Regions from separate parts of the Mus musculus genome. Here region 1 is linked to region 2. The links are chromatin loops, found by intact Hi-C in ENCODE. Cell type or tissue: left cerebral cortex. All regions are shown on one strand.

Evidence for each region. Hi-C counts contacts between places; a loop is a spot of excess contacts. Peaks named below come from ENCODE experiments on the same cell type or tissue, not always from the same donor. Only the 100,000 strongest peaks of a DNase experiment are listed, where the experiment ranks them.
Region 1: a loop joins it to region 2, with 11 times the contacts of the local background. A loop is called at or near these places in 2 of 42 quality-filtered maps.

Annotation. Positions count from the first base shown.
Region 1 is chr9:34,533,859-34,541,858 of GRCm38, reverse strand. The region is part of intron 1 of Kirrel3 (kirre like nephrin family adhesion molecule 3); the gene reads right to left. Among named protein-coding and RNA genes, the nearest start is that of Kirrel3, 49 kb to the right of the region's middle. In left cerebral cortex, no CTCF peak of the experiment used is centred here; DNase peaks (open chromatin) are centred at 2,703 and 3,075; H3K27ac peaks cover 1,682 bases.
Region 2 is chr9:34,682,701-34,690,700 of GRCm38, reverse strand. The region is part of intron 1 of Kirrel3 (kirre like nephrin family adhesion molecule 3); the gene reads right to left. Among named protein-coding and RNA genes, the nearest start is that of Gm33561, 170 kb to the left of the region's middle. In left cerebral cortex, a CTCF peak has its summit at 1,076; DNase peaks (open chromatin) are centred at 1,130 and 3,718.

The DNA.
Region 1 (8,000 bases), 150 kb after region 2:
ACTCTGCCAAATAACTGTGAATTGGTTAAACTCAAGGACTCTTGAGAGGAACAAACTGTGAACTAGTAGGGGCTAGGAGATTGCTCACGGAGTAAAGTGCTTGCAGTTTAAGCACATGGATCTCTAGCACCCATGTAAAAAGGCCGGCATGGCAGCACACATCTGTAGTGCTGGTCCTGGGACTGGGCTGGAGATAGACAGCAGATCTCTAGAGATCTCTGGCCAGCAGGTCTAGCCAATCAGTAGAGCTTTCTCAAAAGATAAAATAGAGAATGTTTGAGGAGGATACTGAATGAACACCTGATTTTCACAAGCACAAGAGCACACACAAACACATGTCCTACATGAATACATACGTACCTCAAACACACACAATAATGACAACAAAACCAGCAGACTCCTTTATGCCTAATACCACTTACTATAGACTCTGGAATGGAAGTAGAGTCAGAGAATTCCAGACCAATTCTCAATATAGCTGGAAATGTGAATGTCTTGACAAATTCTGAAACTCTCCAGCTCCTTCTGATCTAAAAATCACATCTGCTTTGTCAGAGTAGTCTTAAAGGAGAAGCCTGGATTGTAATGAGCTGAGTTATATGTGTACATACAACTGGCACACACACAGCTTCCAGTCTGAGAGTCCTGGATCTGACTCTGACACTTCATGTGGGAGACACTGTGGCCATCAGTGGAGGGTGGGTCTCAGCAGCTGTTACAGGCTGAGAAGAGTTACACTGTTTTTATGCACCCAGGAAACCTGGAATGCTGATGTTTCAGAGCACAGTACCACTCAACCTAGGAATCCTACCCTGGTCACTCGTCAGGCCAGTCTGACCTCTGCACATTTTTTTTCAGTCTCCATGGGGAAACTCCAAGAAGTTGTATGTCTATTTATGTAGTAAGTGCTGAGGCGTGAGGCTAGCACAGACAGTGAACCAGCCCTCATATATCATTGGTCCAAAGCTCTGAGATGCTATTTGATCAAACATGGTCCAGGGTCCCTTGAGAGTCAGCCCAGATATCCCAAGTGTTGCTTGGTTGTCCCCAAACTCCAACACAGCTCATTATTTCATAAGAGGTGTTAAGTATGAATTGTTCATTAAAACACATATTATTGGATGCTTAACTACCGTGTAATTGATTTTCTATCCACTTCCTAGTGGTTAAACCTCAATAAATGCTTTTTGTAATCAACTTAAAGTACAATACCTACCACGCTTGATATCTTTTTCCTATGATTTAATAAGAAACCAATTCTATATTATTGAAATTGGGCTTGATAGTAAAAAAAAATGGTCAAGTTTCAAGATCAGAACAAAGTAAAAGCTCTCTTGCTGTATGAACCCATCCTCCTTTATGGAGGGAGATTAGTGCAACTGAGAAGAGTTCTCAGTCCTGTCCCAGGCACAGAGAGGGTCCAGGAAAGTTGAGCACTAGTCCGAAAGTTAGAAAAAAAGTAGAATGCTGTAGCGATCCTGGCTCACCATACAGCACTCTAAATAATGGGCTATCCCTACTCTAGGACTGAGAGAAGAAGATAGCTCTGAAGGACTTAGGTTTCCCAAGACATGGGAAACAACTACGCAGGAAAATGCATTTGCTAGAAAGACACTTATGACAAACCAGCGAGATTCAGTTTCCTCCCTCCAGGCTTTCTTTGTGCTTCTCCCCAAAGTCCCCAAAACTCCCACCTGCTCTGAAAGGTGACTGGCCTGGGCCAACATGTTAGTTTAACAGCACCGAGGGAGAAAAAAAGAAAAAAAGAATTCAGGAGCCTTCCTGGAAGAGGTGTCAGAAGGGAGGCACCTCCAGCTGCTTATCAAAATCTCGAAGTGCTCACTCCTGAGTGCACCTAGCACACATGTACATGCTCCACCAAGCAGCCAGGACTGAGTCAAGGATCAATGAAAATAATACATGGAAGATTTTCAGGAATGTGCCTGGCACACAGCAAGGGCTAAAATTGTTAGCTATTCTTTGCTCTCTATATTGATATTTAGCATTCACAAACAGGTTTCCAAACAGGATCCTCTACTAGTGCACACACAGAGAAATGAATACCCTAAATTTATCCATCCATACTCATTCATTCATTTATTCCTTTAAACAAGTTCCTAGAGATGGATCAGTTGGCCCCATAGTTATTTTTGGTTAGCTCTAGATACATAGTTCAGTGTTTCCACCAGCATGATGAGTTATCTGGGCACCATGAATTATAATTCTTTGTGGGGTGGTGAGTTTTCTGAAGAGGAAGCTAGAAAGAATCAGCAGAATGACCCTTTACTGGAACTGCTGTCAAGGGGATAATGTTCCTTGTAGCTCTTAAATGTTGATATTCTGATTCTTCTGGAACACTGAAATGGTGATGTGCTTCTCATGGAGTGACAGATAAGTGCAAGTCAGGCTGGGAGCACCCCATGGTGCTTAGGTTCTCCCTGGGCTCCAGCTAGCAGATATCAAAGGCTGAGCATCTCTCCATTCAACCTCTGACAAAAGAGAGAGATTGCTGTACCAGAGTGCTGTTGTCAGGCAAATAGGGATCCTCTTCTCAAAGGGCATTTTCTTCTGCATGGTGAGTGGGACGCCTGCTATATCTAGGACACATTCCAAAAATAAAATTCGGTGGCCACCAAGTGACTCAACGTAGCACCCTTCATTCTCCAAGAGAGGAAGGTTGCTAAGAATGGCAGGAACCACCCACAGATGGTCTGGGTACCAGTTGCATCAACAGATGCATACACAACACAGCCCTTTCCTTTAGAGCAACCAGCCAAGCTCACATCGAGTTCTCCACTGTGTACATTCAAAGCAAAATAAAGAATCCAAGAAAATCTGCATGCCAGTGTGTTTGGAGTCCAAGATAGATCAGGCAACGGGCCCAAGAGAAATGTAAGGCATCTGGCCACAACTCTCAACCTGAGCATTGAATTATGTCTCAGCTTTAAAACATCAAAGGGTGTCTGATGTCCATAAGGACCACACTGCTCTGATCTCCATTGTTTACATTGTTTGGTGGCCAAGGCCTTTTGGAATCTGAGTTTAGTCACCCAATTTCATGACTCATAAATGGTCCAGCTCAGGCAAGCCTTGCTTCCCCACTATGATCTTCTCACCACTCATTCTTGTTTCTGCTTTCAGGCCCTTACTCACTCACGCTTGGCATATTTTAAGACATTTTCATGTTCCTCCTACACATAGAAGATACAGCCTTCTGTGAGGCACAGCTGGGGACACTTTGGCCAACCAGTCTTGCTCCGTGCCACTATGCCACACACTCTCTCTCTCTCTGTCTTCCCCCCTCAGTCCCTCTTTCTTCCCTTTCTTCCCTCCCTCCTCCCCTCCCTTCTCTCTTATTCCCTCCATTCTTTCCTCCCCCCTCCCTTTTTCTTCTTCCTTAACATCTTACCTCACAGAAGGTTGGTTGGTTGGGGAACTACATCTCTTTCTCTCCCTCTCTCTTCCCCATCTCAACTCACAGAATGAAGATTGGATGGGAAACCATGAGTCTTGTCTGCATTCTTATCTTAGAAATTCTAGCATGCTAGTATGTTCTATCAAATCTCATTTGTATTCAAAACTCAGACTTCTTTACCTAAAAGGTGACAAAAGAGAATGAAAGTCAGGCCTCCCTAGGAACAAAGATACACCGTCCAAAGGAGGGAAAATTGCCAATATTAGACCTGCTAGAGAAAAGATTCATGGTCCAGGAGGCCGGAGACTTTTCTCAAGTAGAGGAAAATTCAAAGATGCATACTTAGTTCAGAAATAAAGTTTCTTCGTGTTGGTAACACTGAGAAATATTCACAAATTTTGAATCAAATTAAATTGGTAAAGTTCTCTTAGTCCTGTATTAGTCAGTTTTCTAGCATTGTAACAAAATATCCATAATAAGCAACTCATGAAGAGGAAAGGTTTATATTGGTTCATGCTTTAGAAGTTCCATTCTCTGGTTGGGTGGATGCATTGCCTTTAAGCCTCTGAGGAGGGTGCTGGGTAGTATAGCAGGGACGAATGGCAGAGCAAAACTGCCTACCACATCCTCCAGAAATACAAACAGTGACTGGGGAAGGAGCTCTGAGGTACATAACCCCTGTCAAAGGTCTGCTTCCAATGACCCTTTCCTAAGACCTCCTGTTCAAAGATTCTATCACATGCCAATAGAACTACCTTGGAGACTGACCCTTTAACACGTGGCTATTTGAGGGACATTCAAGATCCAAATGTTAGCATCTCTCTGGGAGCAGCTAGCTGACTACCTACCACAGATATGAAACGCCATGGCAAGGATCATCATGGAGGAGAGGAATCATGCATACCCTTTGCTTTCAGTCAAAACAAAAGAGAGTGGATACTGAAAACAAAGATGGGCATATAGAGGGATGTGCTGGGTGTTCAGTCATGGATTTTCATATTTCTGAATTCCCTCTAATGAGAACATAAGCTGCAGAGGGGCCGAAAGCATGCTTTACATTTTCCAGTTTATTGCCTGTAGCATCTGGCTCACTGAAGGACACACAGTAGCCACAACACGATGTCTTACTGAGTGGTGTGATTGACGAGCCTCTCAGAAGCTGTGGAGCCAGATGCTGCTGGAAGTTGGAAGTAGGTCTCTTCAGGAATGAGACAAGACAGTAGTAGAACAGGAGTTGCCAGGTGAGAACACTAGGGTGAGGCCCCAGTGTGAAACTTGTGCTTGTATCCCCCTCCTTACAGAATGGCTAACTGCCTTCTAGGGTCAGGCATTCTGTCTGAAACAGCTGCCCAGTCATCAGCAGATGGGACCCTGCTCAGTGCAACCAGTAGAAGAAGCAAACTTCCTGGTCATACATCTTCTGGTTCAGCCTCTCCTGCACTGAGCCATGGGGACTGGATGAAGTTCCCTGGAAATTCTTACCATGCTACTGCAGTCTTGAAGAATGAGCTTACCCAGAAGAAAGAAGCTGTTGACCAAAGAAAGGGAAGAAAGGGTAGAAATTATGCTTCAAACTAGGCCAACCACGAACAGAAAGTAGCTACAGCAAATCCATGCTTACGTATCTTATATATCCTGGCAGAGGCTCAGGGGGAGTAAAAGAAATATAGGGATTTAAAATAAATTGAGGGGTTTGTTTATGACTTATTTCCCCCTCTCTGTGTTTATAAGGGTGCATATATTTCTGTGTGTGCAACTCTGCATGCTGTGGACACCCAAGGTTAACACTGGCTGTCTTTCTCTGTCAGTTTCCACCTTATATATTGAGAGAGACTCTTACTGGACCTCGAGCTTACTGTTTCGGCTAGACTCCCTGGCTATCGAGCGCCAGGGATCTCCCTTTTACTGCCTCCCCAGAACTGGGGCCAGAGAAATACACTGCCACCCCATTACCCCAAGCTTTAATGTAAGTGCTGAGAATCGAACTTAAGCCCTCAGGCTGGAGCATAAAGCATTTTACTGACTGAGTTGTTTCCTCCACCCTGTGTTTATGACTGAAATATGATGGCAATAAAGTCTAGGAAAGAAGACGAAAGATGCAAGTGTAAACTGGTCACAATGAAACTATTAATGGACAATTACAAGCGTAGGTCAGATATAATTCACACACACACACACACACACACACACACAGAGAGAGAGAGAGAGAGAGAGAGAGAATGGACAGAGTGCACAACTACAATGGTGAGATAAAAGGGGCTGATTGGTGCCAGCAAATAATCAAATTGACCTCCAGTTCTTCACAAAAGAACAATTCTTACACATTCAAACCACAGAGTAGTAAACAAGTGTGTGTGTGTGTGTGTGTGTGTGTGTGTGTGATAGTCCTGCCTCTTCAAGGTCTCTCAAATGGCTTTTCTGATATACTGTTTTTATATAAATTCTGCAGTGACTTTCCCCTGGTGTTATTAGATGTTTGGGTTCCTCCGCCTGCCACAGGCTTATTTATGCTATCCTGATTTAGATCTCTTCCCTTCCCTCTCCTTTGCTGGAGCTGTTTTCACTGCATATTCTGCTGAGCTGCACAGCAACAAGACACATGCCCACCCCATTGAGGGATTGTGTGCATGAGTGTGCACACAGGGCTGCGGATATGGATATTTCATATCCATTTCGTTCCATGGGCTTCCAAATGAGGGTGCTGTGGGGTGTCGTGGACATCAGTGTAAGCATGAAAGGCCATGGAGTGAGTAATGGCCCATGGTCACCAATGGAGAGAAATTCAATGCAGTTCCCATTTGGCCTCAAAAATGAATAAATAAGTAAAGCCTGGTTTGGAGTTGACATTTTTATTTTATAGTCACATTAGAGTTGAGTTCAGACTGATTTCGTGCTATTATTGTTGATTATTTATCACTTCAGTGGAGAATTTATTGATTTACTTAATATTCATTGCTGATAACATGAGAGATCTGTAAATTACAAATTGTCTGGGGGCTCTGAGATGTTTAATTACGCTCTGCCTTTGTAGATGGCTGCCTCCCACCCCATGTCCTCCTCCAGCTTATATATGGGCTGGGAATGACATAGGGTGGACAGCCCTGCTTGTCCACGATCCAGTTTGCGAGCCTTAAACACAGCATGGCTTGATTGACAGTGTTGTCTTCCAGCCCAGGCAGAGCCTTAAAGGTCCTCTAGTAGAACCTGGCAGGTAGTTTGCCTTAACATTCATCATATATTGAGGGTCGACCACGGCACGCTTCACTGCTGTAGATGTTCTGGCATCTGCAGGACTACCTATGTTCTGTCCACTGTTGTCATCAAAGGCATACCTTCCTCTCCCAGAGTGCTCACTTACTATAACAGAGGGAGCAGCTCTTAGGCCACCAAAGCGAAACCAAGAACTAACAAAAATGGTTTCTGTAGAGTAAAACTCTGCCTCCTTCTTCCTTGTGCCACTGGTACACCTAAGTACTGACTGATAGTTTAACACAGCTGAGGCTGAGAGCTTGGCGAAATTACTGGGGTCTGGGCCTCTCCTGTATTGGCTCTGCTTGAGGACATGTATGACTGAAGGGGACACGTATCTGAAGGGGACTTCTATGGCTTTGGCACAGGATCTTCCTTTTGCAGTTGACTTAAGGCACAAATCAGGGGAAGGGGCCAGCAGGGCGATGTGGTAATGGAGGAGATAGAAGAGTGAAAAGCAAGTTGCTTTAACCCCTAAAGAAAGCATTGCTCTAGCAAATAGCAATGGCTTTGAAAGCAATTGACAGAAAGCTGGCTTAATCCTTGTTCTGGAGATACTTACAGCTGCCTGCAGTTTTTAATTAATACACTGGGCTCCCGAACAAAGAGAAGGAGGCTGGAGAGCATTAACAGATTGACTTTGCAGAATCAGAGAACGCTATGGAGGAAGTGCCCTGGATGCCTACAGAATCAGTGTCTACACTGGACCTCCCTCTTCAGTACAGGGAAGTCCTCAGAGAGACTCATCTGGTCCTTAGCGAGAAGGCAAGTCACCCCATAGTTTGGGTAGGATAATATCGGGGCACAATAGCATTTCTGACACATTTAAGTTCACCTCACTTTCAATCATTTCTTCTTTACACCATTCATTCCCTAGTCTGTACATCAGCAGCTCTTAGGAACCTACAGCAGATTGGCTCTAGGACTCCCACAATGCTTACATCTCATATGACATGTGAGTGTTCATTTAGAGCTTACAAACACGCTCATGCACACTTAGAATCATGATTAAGGTTACTGATAATACCTAAGACAATCTAAATCCTAGTGAAATCACTACATTATACTGTTTATAGGATAATGACCAAGAGGAAAACATCCATACATATCCATGACAGATAGAATTGTTTCCTTGGAAACATTTTCTGGTCATGATTGGATGATTAGAGCCATGGCTGGACGTAGAACACAAAGATAAGGAGGGCTGAGTGTATTGAGTGACTGTTCTGCCCAGTGACTAAAGTAAGGAACTTGATTTAACCTATAACCCTGAGTTAGGTACTTTAACAAGGGGTAAAGACAAAGGTGATATGTACTCCCAGGATGCTTTGCTCTC
Region 2 (8,000 bases):
GTGCCTGGAATGTGGCAGAAACTGGAGAAATGCCTCTACCATCCACACTCGTGGTTGCTGCTGTGGTGGTAGCCCTTTTTGCCTTATTTTGGTAGCTGTCTCCAGCTTGCTGCCTTGAGGACCAATACACAAATTTATACAAGTACCAGAGTGATTGACGGAACATGATTAACTGAAAATTCAAGATGGAGCATGTCACTTCTTCAGTTGCTCTCAGCCATGGGCATATTAAGAACTGGACTTCGAGGTAAAGCTGTACAGAGGCCAGTTCCATCTCCTGTAGATCTCAAGTCTTCCATGCTCACTCGTGGTCCAGTCATGCAGTTCTAATGAATGACTCAGCAAGATCTGTCCCTTTATTCCTCTGTCCTCTCGCACAAGGCTACTCTTCATCCTTGAGGTGCCTCTACTTCCTTTCTTGCCATGTATATTTATAAAAACTGTCTCTTGGAAAATCTATGTGGACAGCCTTTTTTTTTTTTAACCTATCTAACCCAAACAATGCAATTCTGTCCTTGAATAACCCTGAAAATCTTAGTGGCTATTTAGAGGACATCTCCCACTGCATTGTGGTTATTGTTTGTATGGGAGTCTTCCCAACCAGACTGTTTAGAAACAGAACTTTGTCTTACTCCTCTTCATCTTTCTACTATATGACACCAAGCTTTGCACATAGTAGGTCTGAATGAAATGACAATGTTTGCACTTCCTCCCTTCTAGTCTTCTTTCCTTCCATCTGTAGGGTTTTGCCCGAAGTGTTACTGTGGGTAACAAAGGCACTAGAGTCTTCATGATCTCTCATATTCAAATGATTTTTCCAAACTTCATGAACTAGTGACACACCATTATATTCTTTTCTTAGGATCAAACAAACTGACTGAACCAAGTCCTCTGCCACCAATTCTACAAGAGATTGGGAGAACAAGGCAGTGCACAGAGAAGAAACCCCTGCTCTGTGTAGAATAAAGATCTGTACTTATGGAACCAGAAAAGGAGTGTGTATGTAGGTGACAGGAGAGGGGACCAAAGCAGAAGCCCAGGGAGAGCCAGGAAGCAAAGGAGCAAATTCACCTGAAAGCCAACAGGGGAGCCTGCTTGCTGGGAAGATGTAAGAAAATGTGGGAGTCACACCAACCAAGCTCGAGTGTGGGTGTGTGCACAGTGACTGTGTCAGGAGAGCATCTTCTGCTGAATAGGGAGAAGGGCGGTAGAGGAATTACTCAACGTAATTAATTACTTTGTGGCTTTAAATAAAAACCAGCTCTTGGAGGGAAAGCCTGACAGGGTTTCTTTTTAACTTAATGTTTGCTGAACCATCCCTTCTATCTCACTTACCTGATGTGGAACATATGCTGGAATCAGAGTGACAGAGGATAAATCACCAGCTTTGCTTGGCTTCTTTGAAAAATGAATTTGGGGGCTGAGAGTCCTCATCAGTATACATCTTCTCAGAGCTGCTTCCTGACAGGCCAGCAGGCTTAGGGAATGTCCTGTGTAAAGGTAGGCAGGGACTCCGAAGAGCCCAGATGCCTACAGCTGGCAACAGATCCATCACCTCGGAGCACTGGGCAAGCCACCTGGGTGAGGCTGAGTGGAAAACCTGGGGCTAAGGCTGAGGTGTAGAGCCAGCTGCAATCTCAAGATTAGGATGCAGTTGTGGTCCTTCCGGGAATACAACTAAGACACCATGGACTTTTAATTGGTGCCAGATATGTGGTAGCTTAGTGATGATGAGGAAGGCGGCTCAGATCAGAAAGCATGAGATTAAGTTTCCCTCAGCTCTGCATCGGCAGTCTGAGCATGCATGAGTCTCTTCATCCACCAAATGGGATGAAACAGCCCCATGCTTCAGTTTGCCGTGAGTTGAAACATCTGCTAACTCTGTCCACTGTTGCTGCCTTACTTCTGAATTCCAACATAATGTGTGGCTGACGGCAGGTGCTAGAGAAGAGCCTGTTTTTCCTTCCTGGTTAGCTAGTGCTGGCTTTTATGAGTTCCTGGACCTCCGGGCAGACACTGAAGGAAGTACTGGGAAGCACTTTAAACTTAGGGAGCATGTGGTCAGGATAAGTGGGTGGTGTAAGTTGGAGAGTTGGGTGACATTTCCTACCGGTAAGATGGAGGCTTAGCTATGTCTAGCTGCCAGACTCTAAGGGGAGCTGTGGGGATGAAGCAACTCTATGGGAGTGCCTTGCCTCCTGACCTTTCAAGTTAATAATACAAGATGTTGAACTGGTCAACGGATCTCTGAGCATCAGATTTCTCGTCCCTACAATGGGGAGTGAACTGGATTGGATACTTTAAACACTCTTTCTCTTAGCTCTCCTTTTCTGATCACAGAAGTCATGTATACTCATTATAGAAAGCTTGGAAACACACACACACACCACAAGTCTAAACAAGATAATTCAAAACACCCATTATCCCACCACCTAGAGAAAACACTGTTAATATTTTCCTAGATTCTGCTTTCTTGGTGCATAGCATATTAGAGAGTGAATTCAGATTGTGCATTCAATTTTGTGTCATGCTTTTCCTTGCCAATGTTAAATTACCATAAGCATTGCTGCTATGTCATTAAAACATTATTTGGGCCTCATTTGTAAGGTTCCTTTTGACATTAACTTTTCAGAAGAATGGGGTATCTTTCTTTGCTATTCAAAGCATTAACTGTCCCAATAGCTTCAGGCACTTTGTGAAGTGCCCTCCATCAGTGGCTCTTGAGTCCCTTTGTCTAGTGTGTCATTCAAGGGCATTAGAGAGTTCCTTCGATCACCAAACTCACCTACCTGGATTTAGTCCCTGGGGGGGGGGCGAGTAATGGGTGACATGTGGACATGTTCACAAGCAAATGGGCATGTTTTAAAAAAATCTGAATATTAGGAACAACCTGACATGGGAAGACGAGGTGCTAACTAGACATAGGTTTTCAAGAGTAGATGACTAAAACTTTCATTGAATGTTTCTTCCCGCTCCCTCTATAGATATTCAAGATTTAAAAATAATAATAAAACAAGACATTTTGTTACAAAGTTAAGATTTAAAAAAAAATAATTTTGGGGAAATTAACGCACTGATTACAGTTCACACGAAGGCTCACTTGGAGACAGGGATATGTTCATGGCATAAGGTTGCCCTCTCTGAGCTCCAAGGGAGAGGACTGATGCTCGATCTGCCCAGAAGTTGGGATCAAGCTATAACAGTGTTCTGACAGCTACATGCCTGTTAAAGGAGTATAAATGATTCCCAAGCCTGGCTTTAAAAGGCAGCCCTGCACCTTCCTTTGGCCCTCTCTCCCTTTTGCTCCCAGTCTGGAGGCTACAGATTTAAAAGGAGAAAGCTGAAAGTGGGGGGAAGCTTGCCCACACCTCCTTGACCGTGAAGGTGAGTGCTGTGCGGACATGCTTTGGTGTCTCATCGTTCTGAGCCTTCGCCTAGCTTACTCCTGTGGATAGAAAGTTGCTGATACCTGAGAACGTTCTTTCCTGAGATTACGGTTAGGTTCTAGAGAAGGGGGAAAGAAGTGCAGGTCTTGGAGCTTCAGTGTGTGGGTGGACATCAGGGTGCTGCTCGGCCACCGTAGAACACTTGTATGAATTAGAAAGGAATAGTGTCTGCCGTGCAGGTGCAGGAGAACTGCCCAACTGAGTGGATGCGTGGCAGATGGTCTGAGTGAGTGGGAAGTTTCAAAGAAGCAAAACGAGGATGCTGGAAGGATCTGTGTGCTAATGGATGGGAGAAGGAGGCATCAGGATGAACTTATGTTTAGCTGAATATAGATGGGCCTATTTAGAGGCAGGCGTGTGAGGGCCAGTATGAATATATGTAATTCCTTGCTCTGTCTCCTGACAAAGCCTGGAAGCAACAGAACTCTTACAGAAACAAGCACTCCCAGACCTCAGATTAAAAAAAAAAAAAAAAAAAAAAAAGAACTAGGGCTCCTTGAGAAAAGACTTCATTCTGTGACTGTGGCAGGACATGCATGCGCAAGGAGATCGTGGGGCCTCTTACAATGTCAGAAACACAAGGCACATGCCTAAAGTGAAGTGCCCTGGTCTGTTTCTGAGGTTTCACAAAGTGAATTACAACAAACTAGGAAGCTTGAAACAACAACGGTTTATCTTCTCACAGTTCTCAATAAAACAGAAGAATAAAATTAAGGTGTCTGCCGCACCATGCTTCCCCTGAGACCTGTGGGGTGCGTGGGGTGATCCTACCCTGGCTCATCCTACCGTTGGGTGCTTTTCCAGCAATGTTTAGCGCTCTGTGGAGCATCCTTGTGGAATGAATCAGCATGATCTCTACCTCTGTCATCATTGTGCTCTTCTCCCTATGTAGGTCCCTCTGCTATAAGGGCTTCGTTTGAACTTCCTACCTTACTCCACTATGACATACTCTAAATGAGTTATATCTGTAGTAGACCTTTTCCCTATAAATTCACATTTTGAGGCATCGAAGTTTCAAATTTCAACACACTGGGTCTGGAGAATACAATTTAACCCATACGATGCCCCATAAAAACCACATAAAGACTTATGATGTGTGTTGCAAACGGACACAGAAGTCATGGGAAGAGCTCTCAATGGCTAAACATGGGGTGGTTAACCCTAAAATACAGTAGTACTGATTGATAATCTCCCTCCTCCAAAATGACATGCACCCAGAACATAGAGTTATTTCCTTGAGCTAAATAAATGAATGGATAAATATATATATTTTTTTTAATGAAAGGACTGGGCCAGAGAGATGGCTCTGTGGGGAAGAGAACTTGTTGCTCTTACAGAAGACTCCAAATTAGGTTTTCATCACCCACATCAGGCTGCTAATGACAGTCTATAACTATAGTTTCAGGGAATCTGAAATCCTCTTCTGGCACTTACTTACCCTCCTCCCCCCAATATACACACATAAAAAAGAACTTTAAAAAAAATGGAAAATACAAACTACCAGTGTACAAATTCCAAATGATTCGTGTAATTGCTCTTCCCTTACAGGAGCAGAACATGAGTTCCTAGTCTGACCACAGTCACATAGTGATGGCGTTCTAAAAAGATGAAGTGTGAAAAGTGGGGAGAACAGACAATTGCACAGTGGGGAGAAATCTGATGAGCACCACCTTGGCTTTGAGCTGAAGGTTACCATCAACAGTTAGGCATCTGGGCAGCACATGCTTGAGGCACTACAAAGACTTTATGTAAAAAGTGGTGAATCGCAATATGGTATGGTGTTGTTATGTTAATAATGATGCACCGATATTGGTTCTTTAATGGTGTCAAATGCACTGTATCCAGGAAGGATGTTAACAATAAGGGAAACCCCCATAGGGTATATGGAAACTTTCTACTATTAGCAAATCTGAAGCTATTGTCAAAGACTAAAATATTTTAAAAATGATACTCTAAGAAGAGGAAGATGAGGAGCAGGAAAAGGAAGAAGTGGAGGAGGGAGAGGAGAAGGGGGAGGAAGGAGAAGAGGTAAAGGAGGAGGAGTGGGAGGAAGAGGCGAAGGGGAGGAGAAGGGGAGGAGGGGGAGAGCTGATTGGGGGGTGGTGGTGGTGGTGGACATAGCCTCAAACTACAATGCCTCAATTGGATACCTTCTAGACAGGGTATCTGTCCCCCTGTGTCTCCTAGTGTCAACCACTTGCACAGGTCAGTGTGGCAGTCAAACCATTTGACTGAGAGCCTTTTCTGCATCCAAATAAATTTCTTCTGGAAATAGAAGCACAAACAGTTGCCTTATGAATGGTAGGTTACCAAGAGAATGCCCGTGTCAGGAGAAAGCTCATCTTTGGTCATGGGCGTCATCTTCAGGAGCAGGGCTTTCAGAACCTGGAGAGGGGAGCTCTGTGTTTCCTAGCAGTTTGTAGGAAAGGCAAGCATCCTAAGGGAAAGCAGTTCTTAGAGGAGAAAGGTCTTCAAGACACATTGTTCTTCAAGTATAAAGCAGGGGGAGTGCTTGTAGCATAGTCTTCTGAATTCTCATGGGGACAGAAGGATAGTGGGCACAGGGGTTGGGGATTATGATGGCCAAAGGGAGGTTGTTTCTCCAAAACCTTTCGATCAGAAATCAGCTTTTCACTATTGTTTATGGTGACAGTGAGCCAGATTCCTCTCTGTTTGACAACCTCTCCACACAGCAGAATACACACTTTGAGTTATGTATGGGATTAACATTTCTTTTTTCACTCTAACAAAGTAATGCTATACTGTGTGTATTTTTCTGAGGCTTCCGACATGGGTAGCATAGAAGAAATTTCATTTGTCCCTGACTTGTCAATCAAGTGTTCATGTTCCTTATGATAGGCTAGACTGTGCATAGAAAAGCTACTGTTAGGACATATCAATAGCCCCAAAACATGCACCCATTGAACTCAATACTTCTGCCTTTGTTGGTCTGCTCTAAAAAGATATTTCTAGCTGTAAAACAAACGTACACACAAAAGCATCGTATAAGCATAACTACAGGAACAGCCAAAATACTCAACAGTTGAGAAATGCTTAGATAAATTATGGTTCAGAGGCTTGATAGAATATTATAGAATCATTAAAATGATCATTTAGGAGAATTATGTAATATGGAAATTGCATATGATAACTATACTATGTGAAAAAAAAGATAAAAATGTAAGTAGAGATAATTACTACCCTGTTAAAATATGCATAAGATAAAGACTCATAGGAGATTCCTCCAAATGCTAACAGTGTTTGTGTTAGACTGGTGAGACTGGGTGGATTCTCTTTTCTTTTCTCTGGTTTCCAAATTTGCTCTGATGTGGTAATATCACATTATAATGGAAAAATTATTTTTAAACTGTGTCAAGTCCTGTCCCCCAAAGCGTATGAATAGTAGAACAGAGTTCTATTATGTTTGTAGAAAAACATAATAATGGTCATCAATAATAAAACAACCTTAATAAAAATTAATAACATTAAAGGAAACACAACCAGAGAAAGAGGGCTACAGAGAGTTTAATGCAGACATCACTTTCTCCAGCGTCGAGTTTGGGTCTTTTTCTTATGAAAGTGACTGAAGCTTTGTCTCATTAAGAAAACGGGTCAACTCAGGCTTGCATGTAGTTCACAGAGTTCAGCCAAGTAGCACAGGCCCCACTTAGCTCTCTGCCAATGTCCCACCCTAGGTGTCCTTGGGCAGCACGCTGGAGCACTGGTGAGGCTGCTCTGATCCTGCTCAGAGGCACGGAGGCAGCCCTGGCTTGAGTCACTCATAGTACTGGAGCTGCTGAACAGGTGGCTAGTTGTGATGGAAATAAAACAGAGCTGGGCTTTTCTAACAAGCCTGGTGGGAGGTAGGAGGGCGAAGGGATGGGCAATGGCTGTCTCCACATACCCTCATTTAAGCTAGAGGGAAATCGTTACAGGTAATGGAAGATGCTGGGTGTGGGCTTTTTCCTCTATTAATGTAAGGAAAGGGAGCAGCTGTGTTATCAGGAGGAGTGTGAGCTGAATGCAATTCCTCCTGAGCCAGGGAGGCTGCTCTTAGGAGAGAACAGCGGAGGAGTGGATGGGACAAGAATGAGGCAGCGGAGCCAGTCAGCCTCCAGTTGGGTAGGCATTATCAGCTCCCGCCATCTCAGTTCCTGAGTGACTCTTTGTATTGGAGTTTGGAACCACAAACAAATAGCTTGCTTTACCTGGAGGAGTACACAATGAGTATTATGAGAGGCAGTAACATGGCAGTATTTGTTATCCACATAACTGAAAGCTTTGCCAGATGCTGAAGACAGTAGAATACACTCCACCCCCAAATTAGCACAAACACACCCGGAACACAGAAGATCTTTCCTAATATTGTCTTTCCTGCCAAAGGGAAGGAAGTGAGATCTAACATGTTAGGCAAACTCTTGGCACCCCCCACCCCCATTTTGTCTTGTTTTGTTTTTCCTAGAGCAAAAAGATGACTGGCTATGTTTTCCTTGGAAAGATTAACTGTGAACGAACGTAACTGATGGTTCAGCTCCTCAGTTCGCTGGGAGGGAT